2 separate regions of the Homo sapiens genome follow, and region 1 is linked to region 2. The links are chromatin contacts, found by Hi-C or POLR2A ChIA-PET in ENCODE. All regions are on one chromosome and are shown on one strand. Each heading gives the region's core, a stretch centred on a gene start or an enhancer-like site at or near the end of the contact. The rest is flanking DNA. Distances are from core to core; before and after follow the strand shown.

Region 1 (4,713 bases), core at 1,206-3,705, 330 kb before region 2:
TCCTTTAAATGTCATGTAGCTCAGGCGTTTCCATTTTTAGCACACGTGGACACATGTCAGTCTTTTAAGCTCCTCGAAACAATGAACCATGGATGACCCACATCAGGGAAGAGCTCATGAAGGAGCTGATGTTCCCTCTGTGCCTGGAAGGATTTTAGCACATTTTGCTGCCTGTGAAGCAGAACTTGCACCCGAAAATGTAATGGACCAAATAAGGATAGAAGTTGAGACAAGGTGGGCTGTGTGGGCAGAGGTGGGCTGTCTAACTGGGCAGAGGAAGCAAGGCTTAAAGAGTGATGTGGGCTCAGTCACGCTGGCTCACGCCTGTAATCCCAGCACTTTGGGAGGCCGAGGCGGGCTGATCATTTGAAGTCAGGAGTTCGAGACCAGCCTGGACAACATGATGAAACCCCGTCTCTACAAAAAATACAAAAATCAGCCAGGCATGGTGGCATGCGCCTGCAGTCCCAGCTACTTGGAAGGCTGACGCAGCTGAATTGCTTGTAGTCACAGCTACTGAGGAGGGAGGCAGAGGCTGCAGTGAGCAGAGATCGTGCCATTGCACTCCAGCAGAGTGAGACTCCATCTCAAGAAAAAAGAAGGCCGGGTGCAGTGGCTAACGCCTGTAATCCCAGCACTTTGTGAGGCCAAGGCAGGTGGATCACGAGGTCAGGAGATCGAGACCATCCTGGCTAACATGGTGAAACCCCGTCTCTACTGAAAATACAAAAAATTAGCCAGGCATAGTGGCGGGTCGGTAGTCCCAGCTACTCAAGAGGCTGAGGCAGGAGAAAGGCGTGAACCTGGGAGGCGGAGCTTGCAGTGAGCCGAGATCATGCCACTGCACTCCAGCCTGGGGGACAGAGCAAGACTCCATCTCAAAAAAAAAAAAAAAAAGTGACGTGGTGTGGCCTAGGCTGCGGAAAACATGGTCTGCCTCTTCCAAACTCTTCACTTTTTATCAGGAGAAAGGCTCATTAGCACGAGCTTCCTTTAATGGCTAGCACAAAATAGGTGTTTAATAAATGACCTTGTTGATGAAGAGGATTAATGAACCAAATCCGCATTGTTTTGCTTAATTAGGTATATTTATTTAGGCATGTATTATTAGCAAAACATTTTGGAGATCTGAGGAAATGATCTGGACAATTTTAAGACAGAAATCCTGATATTTAGCTAGCAGTTATTTTAGGTGTAAATAATCAATGATGTTAAGTAGATTCAATTAAATAATTGTTCAAATGTATTTTGCTTCCTTAGACAAAGGGTAGACATAAACTATACCACGTGGCATAGTCTTTTTTGTTCAAAAAGGTAGTCAGTCTGTCTTTGAAAGATCAACTTGACCTAAAATTGTAATTCAGTGTATCTTCATATAAAATTATTAAATTTTTATCTGCAGAATTATTTTCAACAGCATTGATTGCAATAGTTTTGCGATTATGCTTTCCTTTAGATCATAAGCCAATGACTTCTTCCGTCTTACTTTATGCATAATAGAATTGTTATAAGAGAATTAAACCTGAGAGTACTTCCATTATTGGAAGAATTTCTCCTGTCAGCTTTTTGTCAACTGCTTATAAAACTGTAGAAGAAAAATTATTCTTCAATATACGGTTTTCATTATGCATTAGATGCCTTTAATATTCCTAAGTGCCATAATTTCACATATGCCGTGTGTCACCTGGTGTATGTAAACATGAAATTACTTGGAGATTATTGCATAGTTATATCAAAATGCTGAGCAGAAAAAAAAATGACATCCAATATTCACCCAGGGTTTAGACAATACATTTTTGTTTGATGTGAAAGCATTCATAATTTCATCACAGAAGAGCATTTTTCAATGGTGCTCCCAGATTGCCTGTAAAAGATAATTCCTCCCTTGTGGACAGGCTTCTATCTCATGCCCTCCGCGTGCCGCTGGTTTATCTGTGCAGAGAGGGACACCCAAAGGGGGACAGTGAGCCCACTGTGTCTTTTAGAACCCAAAGCGAGTTACTGCAAACCTCAGGCAATTGAAGTGAATATTGGCTAGCTCAAAAGGCTGTGAAGATGACCACCGTATCTATCTGAGTAATTTTTTTCTTCTGTCTCAGTCTTGAAATCAGGCATGGTTATTTTTATTTTCGGTGTATGCAGGCTTAACCTATGTGCTTATATTCACAATGAACTCTTGAATCGGATCCTCTGTGTTTTGCTGGGGAGTATTCATTCCCCACTTGACCTGCTTTGTTGCTCAAAACTTTGTAGCTCATCTTTGCCTTCCCGTCTGTTTATTCTTGGTGTGGGGTTGTCAAGGAGAAATGTTGGAAGGGAGAGAAGGGAGCAGGCATCATAGATGGTATTACAGGCGGCTGGTCTCTCCTCTCTCAGCCAACTATGAGAACTATTTGGGATTGAAGGAGATAAGCTACAGCAAGTCGTTACTTGTCCTGAATGCACGACCTTCTTTCTTTGAGCAAGAGGACAAACCTGGGTAGGGATCTCTATGATGTTTTCTGCGTTGCCCGTGGACGTTCATCTTTCTGATTTGTTAGCTGAAGATGAGGATCTGGAGCAGGAGCTCGGAGTGCCATTGTTCCATGGGCAGATGTGCAGCAGAGATTGTGAGTGGGGTCTGTTGGGGCGGTCAGGGGGCCCTCCTGAGCTGGCCTCTCTCGCCTGCGACTTCACAATGCTTGTTCTGAGTTCAGCGTTTTCACTGGAGAGAGCTACAGCTGGGAAGTGCTGTTTTTTTCTAGGTGCTCTCAGCTGCTATTACCTCTTCTATCTCTTCCTCTGGAAAAATATTAGGGGCCTTTTTGTCTTAACAGAAGAAGAAGTAGATTCATTCATTCTTTTTTTTCTTTTTCTTTTTCTTTTTTTTCAGACAGTCTCGCTCTGTTGCCCAGGCTGAAGTGCAGTGGCACGATCTTGGCTCACTGCAACCTCCACCTCCCTCCCGGGTTCAAGCGATTCTCCTGCTTCAGAATCCTGAGTAGCTGGGATTACAGGCTGTGCCATCATGTCTGGCTAATTTTTGTATTCTTAGTAGAGACGGGCTTCACCATGTTGGCCAGGCTGGTCTCCAACTCCTGACCTCAGGTGGCCCACCAGCCTCGGTCTCCCAAAGTGCTGGGATTACAGGCGTGAGCCACCGCACCCGGCCAATATTCATTCATTCTTTCTCACCTCTTCCTCCGCTCTTTAAGGTTGAGCTTGCCTGGCCCAAGGCACAGAGTTCTGGGAAGGATGGAAGAGAGGGGAAGGGAGAGCACCAACATCACGGACCGCCTTTCACATCAGCGGCAGCAGCAGTAAAACCCCCAGAAAACCTGGGGTAGGCGTGGGGGTCTGTTTAGATCAGCCCTGGAGGCAGCCTCCCATGTCCCTCCTGGACATTTGTTCACCTTCACAGAACCCACTTCTTTCCCATCGTCTGTTCGGATATCTGTTTCCTGCACCGGGCAGGTAGCACAGCACACTCAGGGGTTTCTCTGACTCACCTTGGCAGCCCCAGCCCTCAGCACACTGCCTACCACTTAGTATTTAGAGAACCTATGCCCTTTGAAAAAAGTAGGTAAATAGTAAAATATTATTTTTACCATTGGAACAAACACAATTATATGCTTGATGAAATTCAAACAGTACAAATGCAAGAAAAAAAAGGCTTGTTAGGTACAAATATTGGAAGAAAAGAGCTTGGGGCCAGAAGTGACCCCAGACAGATGGGCTGGGAAAGAAGGGCTTTACAGGGACCTCAGTGGCACACAGGGCCTAGACCCAGAGATGGGGCCTTCTTGACAGGACACCTCTGTCCAAGGGCATGGGTTGCGCTCATGTCTCTGTAACATATTTCAAAAAGGATGCAAAGAAACCCAACTTTTCCGGAGAAAGTGGCAAAAATAATGAAGAGTGGTTGACCAGAAGGCTTAGGGCCCTGGGACTGTGTTGCTAGAGAGTAAGAACCACCTGTCCTTGAGCAAACCAAACTGGCTTTGATCTTCTGCCCTTCTCTGTAGAGGACTGAGCAGGAGGAAATAAGAATTACATGAAGAGCTTCCTAGGGAGCTTCCGGAAGAAAATCTTAGTCCCCTGCCCTGGACACTTTCGCCAGTCAAGGGCAGAAGGTGGCTAAACAATAGGACGGTTGAGTATCCCTTATTCATAGTGCTTAGGACCAGAAGAGTTTTGGATCATGAATTTTTTTGGAGCATTTCAGATTTTCACAGCCGCAGGTAGGGGGACAGGTTGATGAAAGCCCCGCTGTGTCCCGTGATTTGTGACAGATATCTGTTTTCTTCCTCATTCCAATGCATCATCTTGGATTTTGGAATATTTGCATTATACTTATCAGTTGAGCATCACAAATTCAAAAATCCAAAATCTGAAATGCTCCAAATAAGAATTTCCTTTCAGCCTCATGTCGGCATTCAAAAAATTTCAAATTTTGGAGCATTTTGGATGTCAGATTTTCAGACTTGAGGTGCTCAGCCTGTACAGGTTATTCAGGCTCCTGAATTCTGTGATTGCTTTTTTTTTTTTTCTAGAGCAAAGTTCCATAAAGAGCAGATGGAGAGGTGTTGATTAGCAATCAATTAATTAGTTGATATTTATTGGACCCTTAACTCTGTGTCAGGTATGGCTCTAAGGGCTTGTAAAAGCATCAAATCAATTTATCCAGGCCTCATACTGCCCACTCCAGCATGTACTATTATATTATTAGCCCAT
Region 2 (4,568 bases), core at 348-2,847:
GTATTGAAAAATTACAAAATGAAACTGAAAGGTTGGGCAACAGAAAGAGGATTATGTTTATTTTCACTACCACTAAACTTTGCCACTACAGGTTGGTTTAATTAACCCGTGAGATGAAGTGCTGAACTCTCTGAAAAGATAAATGCTTTCAGAGGTGCCTCAGACACGAGAAACACAATAATATTTATATTTCTTTTTGACTGAGGAAGGTCACTGTGGTGACAGTTTCAGGAGGACACCTGTATTATTCTCTTTTGTCAACAGGACTTGTAATATGAACAAAACATGCAGTCACTTCCCACCAGGATGTGTCCTTCTGGACATCAGCATACGTGCAAGATGACAATTTCAGGCAAGAATTTTTTCCTCTAATCTATGATTTAATCAGTTGGGTGTCTGGGAGTGGGTTAGAGAACATTTCTGAAGTTAAAGCTTGAATGTTTTTCATGTGGCTGGAGGTGAGGGCAGGCGTCCAGGAGACTCAGGCAGCAGCTGCATAGCTCAGTGCCTAAGTGATCTCTGCTCTTAGGAGGATCAATTGAAAGCTTAGGGGAAATAGGGCTCCCAGGAAGATGGGTGCTTAAAAATGAATACTGTAAATGTTACTCAGCATACAATTGAGGGAAAGCCATCACTCACAGGAAGTGAGCACAATTCTTTATTATCTGGGCCCTGTCACTAATGAAACATTCAGTGTAGAAGAAATCAGTCCCCTTTGAGTTTAGGCTTGTCATGATGGCTCTGGGTTTCCTTCATTCACAGCAATCACACTTAAAATGTTTACAGTCTGAAGACCTGAAAAACATGTCCACACCCTTGAATTCGTTGTAGTTACACATGAGGTCAATGTTATCCATCTTCATTTATCAAATAAAGAAATTGAAAATATAGTCTGTCAGAAAATAATTCCAATTCAGATCTTCAAGAGTTCACGTTTTATTGTCCTATTGTACTAGAGCTATTTTTGTAAAACATACATCTTTAAGCTTTCAGACAGAATCGTGAAAACGTAAACTTATCACACACAACAGCATAATATGCAATGCAGTGCAGTCTAGGATATACGCATTAGTGTCAATTTTTAATTAAAAAATGCTGAATTTTGTTTAAAAAGTTTTTTTTTTTCCTGGATCTGGAAAAGGAAATGCTTTTCTGGAGTAAAACACAGAGGATAAGGTAGAATTCTTACCTGAAGTGCCTGTAGGAGATTCCAACGTGAATGCATTTCACACGCTTTTACAAGCTACTTTCTTCTCCTTTCTTTTTTCAATCATCTTAGCAGTCATTGTTTATTTTCTGGAGATGAGTAGTTTTTATTTATACTAGAAAGCCCATAGTTTTTACATAGGTTGCCTTTCATTCTTGGTAAGACACTGAGAAAAGGAGAAAAAGAAAACTTTAGAGATAGAGCAATGGTATAATTGATTGAATGTTACGTGAACTGTCAAGATCAGAACTTTCTCATACTATCTTAGGAATAAAAATATGTTCTGGTTAGTAATCCTCACCAAGTTTGGAAGGTTAGAGGTGACTCAGCCTCCATGAATGTGGTCTGGTCTTATTTTAAGAAGGGCTTCTGAGTCATGTGGAGTTGTGTCAAACTATGTGTTATGTTATGTTATTTTAAAAAGACAGCTTGGAGAGAGGAAATTGAACTATCTTTTTTTTTTTCCAAAAAACTCTGCCCTTTAATAGAAGAAAAGGGCAAGTTATTTCCCACAAATCTCACTCTATGTAATGTAGCCTAGAATGTATTTTTACCACAGATATATTCTTAAAGTAGTTTGGCATGACCTTACTTAGAGTATTTTAAGTTTGTGACTTGAATTGTTTTTGCTTAATATTTATCCTTAGATGTGGTTGAATGCACTGTTCATAACTGAATAAATTTACTATCGATCCATTATTATCGTGATTGTTCACCTATTCAAATTGATAGCTACACAGATACATGTACTATTTTTATCAATATTCAAAATGCATAATGTTAAGTGAACTTCAATTTTCTCAACTCAGAAAAGTAGCAATAGAATAAATCTTGCCTATCTCCCTGAGTTGCAATAACATGTAATAAAATCCTTGGAAAAGTACATCAGATAATGACGGGTTCATGATGGCTCACGTTGACTGGTAATGCCATGGCTTACAATTGAGTATGAAGTCTGCACTGCGGCTCAGCTGAGGGAAAGGCACATCCAGGTGGGTGAGCAGGTCTGCTACAGGAACTCACTCTTGCATTCTAACTTCCCTGAGCCTTTGGGTATGTTTCTCGATGTTATACCAAGAACGTTCTGACATTTTAACCTCAAGTCGTATAGGTCACCTCTGGTTCCATGATTCAGCCAACCGATTGAGAAAATTATTAGTGCCATTATTAGACCCTCAAGCTAAGACACTGAATCAATAAATCCGCTTCAAAACATATACCATGATACAATTGTATATTATTTCCATCTTAATCCCACACTCTTAAGATACATTGTCATTCTTATTTCCCAGGGTTTGTTGATATTAATTGGCAGATCATGCAACTCTTTGGATGTGTATCATATCCCATCACAGGTTTGAGACTTGAGTCAACTCTAGGTCTAAAAGGAAGAAAAAGGAGTGGGAGTAGAACTTAATGAAGATTAGTAGGGCTCTCAATGCAGTACTAATGGGCGGTGGTGGGCATTAGAGATTCTTCAAGAAAAGGGAGACTAACTTCCTCAGGCACGGCTGCAGACTGCTTCTACTGGCCAAGAAGGCAAGGAAAGCTGTCAGAATTAAGGGCTCTAGGTTTCCAGATTAACTAGAATTTGCTCATATATTCCCTTCCCAAACCTCAGAATCCCACTCCTTCCCAGTAAATGTCCTAAATTTAATAAAAGAGACTCTATGAGGTTTGGAATTCAATTTTGGCTATAATTCAGCCACCCACAGGATGAAACTTTGGGTTTCCTGTTCAAAAACCTTGGCTCTCTGGCTACAGGAGATAGGATTTCTTTCAGGACCAATCTAGAAGCTTTCAGGACCCTTATATAGAACTTGATCTTGGTACTTAAAGCCCTGAATTTCTCCAGTGTAGTTAGAACTAGCCAACCAACACAATTATATTCATCATTTTCATTAAAATGGTCAAACTCAATAAATTCTTGGTTACTCAGATGGGCACTTAATAAAAGATGTGTAAAGGTGATAATTTGAGTCTTTCTTTCTTTCTTTCTTTCTTTCTTTCTTTCTTTCTTTCTTTCTTTCTTTCTTTCTTCCTTTTCTTTCCTTCTTTCTTTCCCCTCTCTCTTTCTCTCTGTCTCTCTATCTCTCTTTCTTTCTTTTTTTTTCTGACCTCTCCATCTGATGCTAGGAACTACTTACCCCTCTTTTACCACTGTGAATAGGGTACTTAGTGCTTTTAAATCTAATCAGATCAGAAAAACAATTCCAAACACACACACACACGCATACACACACACACACACACACAGAAACAACTCAAAAACTGTACCCTTAAGATCCCATTCCTCTGAAACCACCCTTAGTACCAAATTCTGTGTAAGTCAGGTTTAAACCAGAAATATAGCAACTCTACAGATTTGTCTTCAGGTATTTGACCTTACACAACATTGGGAGCTGGTTAAACCATCTCTGCAGAGTTGCCTTTGTGTCTAATGCTGGATCTTGAAGTCCATAGACTGGACACCTGAGAAGAAAACATGGGTATAGGGTGGAGGAGGAATGGTGAGCTGGGCCCCAGAAGCACAGGTTGAAGCCCAAATGACAGACTGAGCTCATGTCAGTTCTCATCACCTCCACCTTTGCTTATGTGGGTGCAGAGGACGGGACTCTGTGTCATGGAGCTAAACACACACACATCTAGCCCAGGAATCAAAGAAGCTTCAAAAAGAGGAAGATGCAAGTTCGGCTGGTGCCTCCCATCAATATCTGCAGATAAGTGACAATGTATGTAAGATTTTTTTTTTTAAAGGCAATCTGGACAATACAGTAAAACCTCATCTCTACAAAAATTTAAAAATTAGCTGAGCTTGGTGATGCATGCCTGTGGTCCCAGTTACTCAGGAGGCTGAGGTGGGAGGATCACTTGAGCCCAAGAGGCAGAGGCTGCAGTGAATTGAGATTGCACTGCTGCAATCCAGCCAAGGCAACAGAGCAAGACCCTATATTAACTTGTTTTTTTAGAGGAAAGGCTGCTCCTCCATTTCCCCAGGCTAAATCTTCCACAACAGTGGCTACAAACATTAAGAAACATAGGAAAGATTGTCCTTGAGAATGTAGTTCGTTTGAGCCTAGATGCTACCTTACAAAGTTATCACATCACTTTGCTTTCATTTTCCATTTTCTTTTGCAACTTTTTATCTTTCTCTGCCTTCCAAACTTTCCTACTGCAATGCAGAGTATATTCTTGTTTTTCTTCACGTTTATTTTTAGGATGCAGCTATAGGGAACGTTGATTAAATGTCTGAGGACTTTCTTCTAAGGTTTTCTAATTGCTTCAGCAAAACTGCTTAATGGCTATTTTTAAGTCCTCTAGAGGCATTCTTAAAAACCAGCACACTGCTATCAAATTCCAC

What was found. A loop is a pair of places that touch in the nucleus more often than their neighbours do. ChIA-PET counts read pairs that join two places held with the same protein, here RNA polymerase II (POLR2A). Pooled maps may share reads with other maps.
Region 1: a map of mammary epithelial cell shows a loop between it and region 2 (4-fold over the local background). The contact joins the promoter of LINC02660 here to the promoter of LINC00702 in region 2. A Hi-C loop is called at or near these places in 6 of 168 maps with a recorded cell type or tissue (IMR-90, chondrocyte, endothelial cell of umbilical vein and 3 more) and 7 of 50 pooled maps. POLR2A ChIA-PET finds 5 or more read pairs at or near these places in 1 of 52 experiments (activated B cell).

The regions. Positions count from the first base shown.
Region 1 is chr10:3,909,568-3,914,280 of GRCh38, forward strand. It overlaps LINC02660 (long intergenic non-protein coding RNA 2660), which reads left to right and starts at 2,456. Exons shown (of 3, transcript NR_183984.1): 1 at 2,456-2,479. RefSeq lists a silencer at 1-196.
Region 2 is chr10:4,242,315-4,246,882 of GRCh38, forward strand. LINC00702 (long intergenic non-protein coding RNA 702) reads right to left here and starts at 1,598. Exons shown (of 3, transcript NR_108040.1): 1 at 1,509-1,598; 2 at 1,190-1,373.